3 separate regions of the Homo sapiens genome follow, and all the other regions are linked to region 2. Evidence: chromatin contacts called from ENCODE Hi-C data. All regions are on one chromosome and are shown on one strand. The core of a region is the stretch at or near the end of the contact, and the rest is flanking DNA. Distances in the headings are between cores, read along the strand shown.

What was found. A loop is a pair of places that touch in the nucleus more often than their neighbours do. Pooled maps may share reads with other maps.
Region 1: a pooled map shows a loop between it and region 2 (5-fold over the local background). The contact joins the promoter of DRAP1 here to the promoter of NUDT8 in region 2. A Hi-C loop is called at or near these places in 1 of 50 pooled maps.
Region 3: a pooled map shows a loop between it and region 2 (5-fold over the local background). The contact joins the promoter of CCS here to the promoter of NUDT8 in region 2. A Hi-C loop is called at or near these places in 1 of 50 pooled maps.

The regions. Positions count from the first base shown.
Region 1 is chr11:65,918,010-65,921,678 of GRCh38, forward strand. DRAP1 (DR1 associated protein 1) reads left to right here and starts at 1,417. Exons shown (of 7, transcript NM_006442.4): 1 at 1,417-1,534; 2 at 1,771-1,843; 3 at 1,939-2,032; 4 at 2,334-2,453; 5 at 2,560-2,653; 6 at 2,875-2,963; 7 at 3,321-3,554. The coding sequence starts at 1,493. The coding sequence ends at 3,426. It overlaps C11orf68 (chromosome 11 open reading frame 68), which reads right to left and starts at 1,053. Exons shown (of 2, transcript NM_001135635.2): 1 at 901-1,053; 2 at 1-209. The coding sequence starts at 1,022. RefSeq lists enhancers at 170-1,089, 1,090-2,010 and a silencer at 807-1,876.
Region 2 is chr11:67,627,294-67,631,187 of GRCh38, forward strand. It overlaps NUDT8 (nudix hydrolase 8), which reads right to left and starts at 2,644. Exons shown (of 4, transcript NM_001243750.2): 1 at 2,425-2,644; 2 at 1,626-1,758; 3 at 1,030-1,107; 4 at 645-958. The coding sequence starts at 2,618. The coding sequence ends at 653. It overlaps LOC124902696 (a long non-coding RNA gene), which reads left to right. Exons shown (of 2, transcript XR_007062741.1): 2 at 1-100. RefSeq lists silencers at 1,185-1,479, 2,047-2,196, 2,487-3,276, 3,397-3,566.
Region 3 is chr11:66,590,908-66,594,926 of GRCh38, forward strand. CCS (copper chaperone for superoxide dismutase) reads left to right here and starts at 2,278. Exons shown (of 8, transcript NM_005125.2): 1 at 2,278-2,393; 2 at 2,735-2,807. The coding sequence starts at 2,355. It overlaps CCDC87 (coiled-coil domain containing 87), which reads right to left and starts at 2,156. Exons shown (of 1, transcript NM_018219.3): 1 at 1-2,156. The coding sequence starts at 2,108. RefSeq lists enhancers at 942-1,531, 1,532-2,120, 1,683-1,742, 1,913-2,022, 2,053-2,142.

The DNA of each region.
Region 1 (3,669 bases), core at 167-2,666, 1.7 Mb before region 2:
CGGGGTCCCCATAGCGGGTAACTTGGGATGGTGGGTACTTGGCCAGCCAGGCATCCAGCTCAGTGGCAGGCGTTGTGCGGGCATCAAACACTAGCCAGGGGTCCATGTCAGCTGCCATGGCCTCTGCAGCCAGGTGCTCGGCGGTGAAGCCATCCTCACGGCCACCTGGAGAGCCCTCCTCTTCCAGCTCCTCACCTGGTTCCATCCTGCTGTGAGGGAACCGAGTCAGGGCAGGGTCTGAGACAATAACTACAGATGCCAGGCACTGGATTAAACTGTGGCCTTGAGTAAGAGTTACTGTCGATGCGCCTCAGTTGCCTCATCTTTACAATGGGATAACAACTGTTCCTGTCCCGTAGATCTGCTATGAAAATTAGATGCCTGAGGAGTCAGCGCTCCAGAAGGGTTGCTGCAGTTATTACTATTCTCCTTGACTTACAGAAAAGGAAACTGAGGCTGAGAAAAAGGACTTGCCCAAGGTCACACCTGCAGTGCGTGGCAGGGCCGAAGGGTGAATCCAGGCGTGGGAGCAACCAGCCCCAGCTACACCTCCCGGCCCTGCCAAGGCCCCCTTTTCCTGGCAGGTATCCGGTGCGCTGGCATTTAATAGAGGAACGCAAAGAAGCGCACGTTCGCGCAGCTCCCGAGGCCGGCTCTGTAAGGCCAGGCCTCCCAGGCAGGCGTTATCGGGCCCACTTACAGACGAGGACGCTGAAGTCCAGAGAGGTTACAGGCCGTTCCGAGGCCAATGGGGCGGTTCCCAGACTCGAACCAGGGCTTGTTAGAGCCTGCAGGAGAGCCAGGCTCCGGCCGTGCCGCGCCCGCCGCCATTAACGCCCACGGGCCCGAGCTGTGCTCCCGCCCCGGCCCTGCCCTGCCCCTCCCGCCGCCCGCAGTCACCTCCGGCCTTCGCTGCGTTCGACGCCGGCCCAGCCCCGGGCCCGGCTCCGCTCCTGCCGTGGCTCCGCGCCACCGCCACCGCGCCCCACCCCCGCCACGGCCGCCGCCGCCGCCGCCGCCATCTTAGCGCCGCGCCACCTCAACAACAACTTTATAGACAGGCGCAGCCACAGGGCGGAGCCGCGGGCCTCAGCGGCCGCAGCGGCCGCGCTGTGGGGCGGGGCCGGCAGGGGAAGGGGCGGGGCCGACGGGGAGGTGCTGACTCGGGGGCGGGGCCATCGCGGGAACCCCGGGAGGGGCGGGCCGCGGGGGGCGGGGCCAACGTTCGCTCTTCTGGCCTTGGGGGCGGGCGGGAGCGGCGGTCCAGACTGGGGAGGGACGCGCACCGGCCAGGAGGCTTCAAGAGGAGGGCACTAGGGCCCTGCGAGCGGCGTCTTAACCGGCGGCGCTAGGACTCCGCGGGAAACGGCGGGGGCGGAGCGGGCGGCACCAGGACCCAGGGGAACCGCGACGGGCGGGCGGCGAGCAGGCCCGGGAGCCGGGAGGCTGCGGGCGGCGGCGCTGGACCCGACGCGGCGAGAGAGGCCCCGAGATGCCGAGCAAGAAGAAGAAGTACAACGCGCGGTTCCCGCCGGTGAGCACGTGGCAGAGCCCGGCAGGAGTGGGCCCGGCTCCCGGGTGGCTTGGGCCCAGTTCCCGCTGGGCAGGCGGGCGCGCCGCGGTGTTCGGGGGCCTGGACGCCCCGCCCCCTCCATGCCCTCCCCGCGTCCGTGTCCCCCGCCCCCTTTCTCCGGGGATGCCCCTTCCTCCCCCAGCACCCCCTTAGGGGACGGTGGCGACGGGGTCTGAACTCTGCTCCCCCACCCGCAGGCGCGGATCAAGAAGATCATGCAGACGGACGAAGAGATTGGGAAGGTGGCGGCGGCGGTGCCTGTCATCATCTGTATCCTGCCGGGGGCGGACCGGGTCGAGGGGCGTGGGGGAGGGAGGCAGCGGGTCGCCCTCTCCTGCCCCGGAGTTCTCCTTGACGCTCCTCAGCCCGGGCGCTCGAGCTCTTCCTAGAGTCGCTGTTGAAGAAGGCCTGCCAGGTGACCCAGTCGCGGAACGCGAAGACCATGACCACATCCCACCTGTGAGCGGCGAGGAGCCGGGAGGGGCCGGCGGGTTTGGCGCGGGGAGTTCACACACTGAGGAAGGCAGAGCCTGGGTGGCGAGGGAGGTGGGCGGCAGCCGGGACACCAGCAAGGCCACAGACTGGCAGAGGAGAGGCTGGGCTTCCAGGCAGAGGGAGCCACCTGAGTAAAGCAGGGCAGGCCCGGGAGCGGAGATCGGCCCGGGCTCCAGCCTGACATCTGGGGCCCCTTGCTGCCACCCACTGCGGGTTTGGGTGTCTGGGCCCCTCTTGAGTGCCAGCCCCTCCTCACCTCTTCCAGGAAGCAGTGCATCGAGCTGGAGCAGCAGTTTGACTTCTTGAAGGACCTGGTGGCATCTGTTCCCGACATGCAGGGGGACGGGGAAGACAACCACATGGATGGGGACAAGGGCGCCCGCAGGTGGGGCCAGGGCCTGGCATACAGTGGGGAAGGCCAAGGCCACAGGGCTTGGGGGTGGCCAAGGAGTAGGGAGCACTCCGGGCAGATGGACTGTACCTTCCCAAAGGGGCCGGAAGCCAGGCAGCGGCGGCCGGAAGAACGGTGGGATGGGAACGAAAAGCAAGGACAAGAAGCTGTCCGGGACAGACTCGGAGCAGGAGGTGAGTGAGGCCCCAGCCCTTCGCCCTGCCCTTGGTGATGGGACAGGCAGCCTCGCCCCAGGCTGAACTGGCAGGAGGCCAGCTCTCATCCTTTTCTGCAACCTGTTTGCTCACTGGTTTATTTGTAAATTGGGGCTATGAGGGTCTACTGCTGTCCCTGCCACTCCCAGTGATGGGTTCGTGTCTTTTCTTGTCAACTCTGACCTCTGCGGTGCTCACAGGATGAATCTGAGGACACAGATACTGATGGGGAAGAGGAGACATCACAACCCCCACCCCAGGCCAGCCACCCCTCTGCCCACTTTCAGAGGTGAGCAGCCCAGAGGCATGGGAGGGTGCTGGCAGACTCCCCAGAGCCAACTTACCCCTCTTGTTCTCCCTGGCCCCTTGGTCTTGTTGATTGTGGCAGATTTGTGGGGTGGAAGGAGAATAACTGAGGAGGGCTTGAAGGCAGGAGACTGTTCTCCCGAAAGATCCTGCTCCACCCTGCCAGGGCCCGTGGGTGGGGCCTGGGCCTGCCCTGCGTGAGCTGCCCTGGGCCTTGGCCGCATGGATCTGGAGGGTGGTGGTGGGAGGGTCAGATGGGGGAGGGAGGGTCTTGGCAGCTGCCCCTGTGGAGGGCACGGTGGGGCTCAGGCCTGACTCTCTCCTGCCTTCTGCCCTGCAGCCCCCCGACACCCTTCCTGCCCTTCGCCTCTACTCTGCCTTTGCCCCCAGCGCCCCCGGGCCCCTCAGCACCTGATGAAGAGGACGAAGAAGATTACGACTCCTAGCGCCTTCTGCCCCCCAGACCATAGCCCCTTTTAGTTGGTTTTAGTTGCTCTGGGGGGAGGAGAGAAGGTAGAGCTGTTCTTAAATTTATTAAAAAAAAAAATAAAAGGGAATCTCAGTGTCTGTTCCAGGCTCTGCGCAGGACGTCATGGTTGCCATCCCATCCACCCACCTGCCTTCCCCACATGAAACTGGGAGCTGGGGCCGGGTGCGGTGGCTCACGCCTGTAATCCCAACACTTTGGG
Region 2 (3,894 bases), core at 1,394-3,893:
CACCCGCTCCCTCAGCTCTTTCACAGAACCCTGGTCTACCTAGTTGATGTCTTATATAATTCCACTATTATCTGTGATTAATTAATGTGGAACCACATGATTATCTGTGTGACCTGGTCTGAGGTCTCCCCTAGACTGAGCACCCCCTCTGGACGGCAGGTGAGCATCTGACCGGTCCACAGCTGTGGCCCCCACACAGCAGCTGGCACACACAGGGGCTCTGCATGTTAGACTCCTGCAGTAACACCCAGGGGCATGGGTGCGCCTTACTCCTCTCTGGGATCCCGGAGCCCAGCACAGCGTCAGCCAGGCACAGCAGAGAGAACAGGAGGTGCAGGCTGAGACAGGGCAGTGCAGTGCCTAAGAGTCTGGGCTGTGGAGTCTGAGAGCTCTGGTTCCAATCCCAGCGTGGGGCCCTTAGGCAAGGTGTCTCTCCTCCCTGAAAGCAGTCTCACCAGCCAGAGACAGTGTTGGCCCTGCCTTATGGGCTGTTGTGAGGGTGAGATGAATTGACTCCAAGTACTTGGCACCCAGGAAGTGTCCATTGCTGTGGGGCATGGCGTGACTGGAAGGAGGAGCCCCAGCCAGCGACCTGGAGTGGTCTGCCCAAGGTCAAGGCCCCAGTACAGCAGAAGCAAGAGCTCTAGAGCTGTCAAAGACCTTTATTCAGTCCTGGAGTGGAGCTGGCCTGACAGGGTGAAGCCAGGGGCTGCTTAGGGCGGGCCAGACCCTCAGCCCCTGAGCAGGTCAGGCCGGCCAGGCGGGGCTGGTAGGTACCAGGTGCCAGCAGCTGCAGGGCAAACTCAGTGATGACAGCTGTGAGGCCCCAGACCCGGTGTGGTCCATGCAGGAAGACGGGTAGTGTGTAGCGGAAGTGGCCACCCCGGCAGAAGTGGGTATAGCCCTGATTCTGCGTCTGCAGCAGGTGGGCCAGCGGCAGTGCAAACACCTCATCTACCTGCAGGCAGGAGGCAGAGAGGGTAGACAGAGGACTGGAACAGCCCAACCCCCTCATATCCCCCAGCTCACCTCCTCCGAGTTGGGCCTGAGGCTCTGGGGATCCAGTGGGCCTACACCAGCAAGCACTGGCACCACGGTGGCCTTTTGCTGGGGAAGAGGGCAGGTGGTCAGGGAAGCATGGCCTTCGCTGGGTTTGAAGGCTGGGGAGGGGAGTGTGAGAGGAAGACCCCTTTGCCATGCATAGGCCTTTGGTAGTCATGTTCGGGTCCACCTGCCTGTGTCCTCCAGCCATGCTGACTGACTCAGGTCCCCTCAAATGCACTAGACCTGTTCCCTCTGCTTAGGACAATCTCCCACTTGGCATTCAAGCCTGGGTTCAATCCCTGCCTACCCCATGAAGCTTCCCTGACCCTAATCCACCAAACTGAGTGGAGCTGGCCCACCCCATCGCCCTGGGCCACCTCTACTCAGGACACCAGAGCCTCCCCAATCCCTTCCCGAGGGGGTGTGTGGGGTGGTGCATGTGACCAGGCAGGTTAGGGGCACCCTTCCACACTTTGTGCCCGTGGGGGTCCATGACCACTCTCCTGGTCCCTGGTAGCCCAGCTCCAGGGCAGGCACAGAGTGAGTGAATGGGGTGGGGTGGCCTCAGCCAAGTGGCTTACCGGATCATACACAGGCCGCAGCAGGCCCCACACGTGCTCCTCGGGCACTGCCAGGCCCAGCTCCTCCCGGGTTTCCCGCAGGGCCGTGTGCACCACATCTTGGTCAGCCGGGTCGCACTTGCCGCCTGGGAAACTAAACAGACACAAGGAGTCTGGTCCTTGGACTCTTGGGGCCACGGAGAGGTCGGGGTATCGGCAGTGCGGGGGGGGCCACTGGCCCACCGAAGTGTCGCCTGCCTCTGCCCCTAGTTTACTGGGAGGCCCCAGGCAAGCCATGCGACCTCTGGAGGCCAGTTTACCTCCCTGAGCAATGGGGATAAGGAAGAGAGGCCCGGGACAGCGCAGGATAAGAGGGTCTGCAGCAGGGGCAAGAAGATCCTGGGGCTCAGATACCCAAATTCGGCCTATGGTGGCCCCAGCAACACTGACATTGTCCTCAGGATGTTCTTAATTCCCGCCGGGCGGGGCCCGAACCTCTCCGTAGTCGCCGGCAGGGGGCGGCGTCCGCCCTCTAAGCGGGAAACAGCTCAAAGGGGTGTCCCGGCCCAGGCGTGCGCGCAAGGACGCGTACGAGGGGCCCACGCGGCGAGGACGTGGCGCCCCGGCAGGTGCACCGGGGCCGACGGACACGGATCGCTGACCTCTCGCTGCAGCCCTTGGGCGGAGGGACTCTCCCCAGACCCATTTTACGGAGGCGGAAACCGAGGCTCGAAGGGGCTAAGTGCCCTGCCAGAGGTCCCTGCCAGCCCCGGGCTCCTGTAGCCTCCGGCAAAGGGCGAGGAGTTCCCGGCCGCTGTACCTGACGTCGCCCTTGTGCCTCCCGGTCAGGCGGCTGGACCGCAGCGTGTACAGCAGCGCCGGGACCCCACGCACTGAGCAGAGCGGCACGAGCACCGCGGCCGACGCGGGCCGCGCGCGGAGCCGGGCCGTGGCCCCTGCCAGCAGCCGGCGGCAGCGCAGCTCGCCCTCGGCCGACAGGCAGTCGGGCAGCATGTCAAGTCCTGCGCGGCCGGGACACTGAGGGCGCGGGATCGGGCGAGGGAAGAGGCGGGGCGAGGCGGGGCGGGGCGCTCAGCCCGGGTCCCTCCGAAAGCTGAGAGGGAGAAGGGGCAGCCCGCGCGACGCGTCCCGCCTGGGGGGCTGCAGAGCGGCAGCGGCGTCGGGGGGCCTCAGTGGGGTGGGTCTGTTCGTGGGCGGGGCCTTCCCGGAGACGGGGCCTCGGTGGGACTGGGTCTGTTCGGGGGCGGGGCCTGTTTGAAGGCGGGTCCTCGGTGGGACGGGGTCCGTTAGGGGGCGGGGCCTGTTTGAAGGCGGGGCCTCGGTGGGACGCGTTGAGTCCCCCGGATGGGAGGGACGGAGGGCGGCGGGGCGGGGCGGGGCGGGGCCTGCGCGGGAGCCGGACTCGGACGTTACTGCCAAAGGGCGGCGGGGCCTAGTAGGCAATCGAGGTTGGGGCGGGCTGGGGGCGGGGCCTGGACCGGAGCTTTTGCTACGAAGGACTGGGGGGCGTGGCCAGGAGGACTGTGCTTCCGGCAGGGCCGGGCCGTGGCCGGGGGTGTGGCCGCGGGGAGGGAGATGGGCGCGGAGCTGCAGGACCTGCCGGTTGTGTTCTCCGAGATCCTGAAACCACGCGAACCGTGAAGCGCCCGGCGACCGTCCTCGGTCCCGTTGGGTCCTGGCGTTGGGGTGTCTGATGAGGCCCCGCCGGCCCCCACTGGTCCGTCCCTCCCCTAGGGGCTCCAGGATGTACGGAGCCGGGATCCCACGGGGACGCCCCTCCAGGAACCCGAGGTCGATCGGTGCGCGAGAGGAGCGTCCGGCCCAGCCCTCCCTCCGGTCCTCCCTCCCGATACCGCTGGGTGGCGCGCGCCGCCCCCAGTCTTGTCTTCCCCTCTGGCTCCGTCGGACTCCAGCCCCAGGCCTTTGACCTCCTTGTCCCAGCGTCCAGAGCTCTTCTCCCTTCCTGCCTTGAGTCTTGACCGGATTCCCAAATCCCTCCCCCTTTCCTACCTCGGCCCCTGTGGTCACTGACCACCGTGGTTCTGCGCCCTTCCACCAGACCCTGGGCTTGGGGACCAGATGACCCCAGCCTTGCGCACAGCATTTAAACGTGGGGTGGCGGGTGTCCGCCATGCTCTGCTGTGTGACGTTGAGCAGGTCCCGCGCCTCTCTGAGCGCCAGTTTCGATCCTCATCTGGGCAAGTGCAGCCCTGCCACTGGGCTGGAGTCACCACTTTTAATATTACTGTGTGCTCCCAGGGATGCGGAC
Region 3 (4,019 bases), core at 1,028-3,527, 1.0 Mb before region 2:
ATGGTCATGTCCACCTGGTCCTTGTCAGGGACCTCAAGCACAGACCACAGTTGTTCCAGATGCTTCTGCAGGCTCAGAATTTTGTGGGGTTCTCCCAGGTGGGGTGTCTTCCCAGCTCCTAGCCTGTGCTCTAGCACAGTGTTCCAATCCCACTCTCCTGGCACAAAGTCTGGTTCTTCATCTTCTAGCAATGGGGGAGGGTGCTGAATCTCTAGGGACTCTCTGGCAGGGGCCACAATCTCCACAGGAACCTCTTCTTCATGCATTTGAAAGATGACATGAAGGAAATCTGTTTCATGGTTGGTGAGGTACTTGAAGTAGTCATCCACAGACAAGGTGGTTTTCCATGAGTTCATCAAGGAGGCCTTGTTTGACCACTTCTCCCAGCTTTTGGTAGCTTGGAGTGATGGGAGGGAGGGCATCTTCTTAGTATTGGACTGTAAAGTGTTTGCTCTCTGGGAGTAAAGTCCAACCAGCTCAGGGTTGATGATTTGAGGCTGTTTTTCTTGACGTAGAAAGGCTGAGGACAGGAAGGTCGACCAGTCTTTATCTGCTGCAGGCTCAACTAGGGGCCCTTGATCAAAATGTAAGTGGTCAGAAGAGACATGGCTCATCAACTCCTTGTAGACCTCCCTGGTAGTACTGCCAACAAAGTTATCAATATCCATTTTTTCAATGGCTTTGGGATCCAGTTCACCAGCCAGATGGTTATACAGGGCTCCGGCCCCCTCAATGTGGAAAGAGTCTAAGAAGTTTCTATCAGAGACCCGTACGGCAGCCGCCTGGACCACGACCTCATTTCTAAGCTTCAAAGTAATGGTCACTGGCTGTGGGTGAAGTGGAAAGGATTTGGGGGGCTGGGGGTCCCACTGCCCAGAGGCTTCTTCCTCCTGGAGGTTCCTCAACATCTTCTCCAGCTCCTCCAGGCGATGCCCTGCAGCTGGGTGACGGGTCACAACCCCCAGGAGAGGAGGCAGGCCTGAGTCCAGTGGTGGGTAGCGAGTCCCCTCCAACTTCATCTTCTTTATCAACTGCTTCAGATCCTCAGCCACGATGAGCCCAGTCAGCTCTGGTTTGCTCTCTGTAGCCAAGACCAGCGGGGTTAAGGGGCGAGATGGGAGTGGAGGAAGGCCCAACTCATCTGCCAGCCTCCAGCCCTCACGCAGGGAGGGCATGGATTGGCCTCTCCGGAGCTCAGGGCAGAAAGGCGAGGGGGAAGCCCTGCTGGTGGGGGCCACAGGATAGCTGGGCAGCGACACCATCTGTGAGGAACTGATGTCGATTTCTCTCTTCTTTCCTATGGAGGGCAGCCAGTGGAAAGGCTTTTTCCTCTTCAACCGAGGGATGGACTTCAATTCCTTCACTGGATCCATCCTTCCTGGCTCATTGAGAAACTCTGGTGGACGGCTGAGTTGGATGAGGTAGTTCAGGTTGAGGTTAGAGCACTGCACTTGGGCGAAGCCAGTGCTGTGAGGCCAGGGGATAGGGCACAGCTTGAACGTCCCAGCGGGGCAGACAGGGTGCAGCTTGTCCACATCCCCAGAGGCCTGCTCTGCCCTCAGCAGGGCCTGGAAGTCGGCAAGCAGGCCACGGTAGACGTTGGGACTAGTAAGGAAGAGTGTGCAGTCCCTGGCGAGGCTGGCGGCCAACCGGGTGAGGGTGGCTGATTCAGTGAAGACCCCCCTGGGAGTCGACATGGTCACCAGCAGGTGCAGGTAGCGCAAGAAGAGCTGCTCGCTGCTCAGCAGCACGTAGGCCTCGAGCCGCTTCCGCAGCTTCTGGTTGTTTTTGTGGCTCAGACTAAGTTCGGCGGGCGGCTCCCGCCAGCTGCACTTCAGCTCGTCCAGGATGACCTTGATGAGACGTAGTCGGGCCTCAGGAGGCACTCCCGCTGCTATCCCGCTGCCGGCCAGCAGCTTGGCCACCTGGCTGCACAGCGACGCCACCGTCAGCTTCGCCAGAGGGAAGGACTGCAGAATCCGGCCCTCCTGCGGGGGGCGCTTCTGAGGCTCTGGGGACGTCGTCCTAGTGGGGAAGAGCGACAGCGGACGCAGCAGCCGGTGGTAAAACCGCTGGAGCTCAGGCTCGGGCTTCGGGGGCTCCATCATAGAGCCGGCGGCCGCCACCGTCCAGGAACAGAAAGCCGAGGGGTTACTAAGGCAACCAGGAGCCCGACGGCCCGAGTGCGCCTGCGCGGCCGCCACCCGGTGGCTGACGAAGCAGGGCCTTGCGTGCGCACGCACTAGGAGGAGGAGTTAAGGGTGGCTTTAGAGGCTCAGTCCCCGCGACGCCGCGCTGGTTGGTGCTCCTGCGCCGGAGGAGTTCTGCGTCTCGGGGTGGTGACTGGGTCCAGAATGGCTTCGGATTCGGGGAACCAGGGGACCCTCTGCACGGTGAGGGTCGAGGCTTCGTGTGGAGCCTCGCCGGGCAGAGAGCCTCGGCCCCTGGGATGATCGTTACCTTGGGAAGAGGAGAAGGAGTGGGCACTTGGGTTGGGGCCTGGGGCCATGGGATGAAACTAGGGTGCGAGGGTAGCAGGGGCCCTGCGTGAGTGTTGGGGGGTGACTCCCATGGTCCTGGAATGGTCATGAGAGATCATGAAGAAGGTGCTTGAAGAGGGGTTAAGTGGGGCTTGTTCCCAGACCCTTGCGGTGGTCATAGGGTAGGTGGTGAAACAAAGTCATACCAAGGCACTTCCCCAGCGATCATCGGTTGGTCCCTGCCGCCCTTGCAGTTGGAGTTCGCGGTGCAGATGACCTGTCAGAGCTGTGTGGACGCGGTGCGCAAATCCCTGCAAGGGGTGGCAGGTAAGAACAGGGTAAACTTTTCTGCAGACAGTCCAGAAGCCTCTGGGAGGGACCAGGCGAATCTATTAGGCGAACCCTACTCCCATTTTACAGATGCAGAAAGTGAACCCCAGAGAGTGAAAGGCATGTTCTCAGAGTTACACACAGACCTGGAGGCAGAGCCTAGAGTACAGCTGTCCAGCTTGCCCTGACAGATTCTAACTGCCTGTCTTGTTGTCCTGAACCTCAGGTGCCCCAGAGACTGAGGAGCTAGGCTGAGGGAGTTCCTGGGAAAACAGGCAGTTTTTGCTTGGGAAACAACATAATCTTGACAAAGCAAACAGCAGCTCAGGCCCTATACCATCCTGGGTAGCTTTCTATACCACTGGGTGTGGTGGCTCATGCCTGTAATCCCAGCACTTTGGGAGGCCGAGGTGGGTGGATCACCAGGTCAGGAGATCGAGACCATCCTGGCTAACACAGTTAAATCCTGTCTCTACTAAAAAATACAAAAAATTAGCCGGGCGTGGTGGTGGGCGCCTGTAGTCCCAGCTACTTGGGAGGCAGAGGCAGGAGAATGGCGTGAACCCGGGAGGCGGAGCTTGCAGTTAGCCGAGATCGCGCCACTGCACTCTAGCCTGGGCAACAGAGTGAGACTCCGTCTCAAAAAAATAATAATAATAAATAAAAGGCCAGCTGGTCTGGAGGTGACCTGGCACAATGAGAAAGATCTGGAAAGGTAGAGCCACCAGCATGGCTCTGGGAACTGGCTTCCTTTGATTCTGTTAAGTGTTTATCCAGGCCAGGCTCAGTGGCTCACGCCTGTAATCCCAGCACTTTGGGACACCAAAGTAGGTAGATTGCTCAAGTCCATGAGTTTGAGAGCAGCCTGAGCAACATGGCGAAAACCCTCCTCTATAAAATATACAAAAATTAGCTGGGCGTCATGGTGCACTCCTGTAGTCCCAGCTACTGGGGAGGCCAAAGCAGGAGGATTGCTTGAGTCCAGGAGGTGGAGGCTGCAGTGAGTTGGATCGCTCCACTGCACTCCAGGCTGGGTGACAGAGTGAGACCCTCTCTCAAAAAAAAAAAAAAAAAAAACAAGTTCACCCAGTCATTCGGCAGGTATGGACCAGACACTGGGGCTTTTTAGGGAGAAGAGTTCACATGGGTATCAGGCACATCCCCTGCACTCAGGTGGAAATGAGCATGCAAGCGTTGCCTGGATGGCAT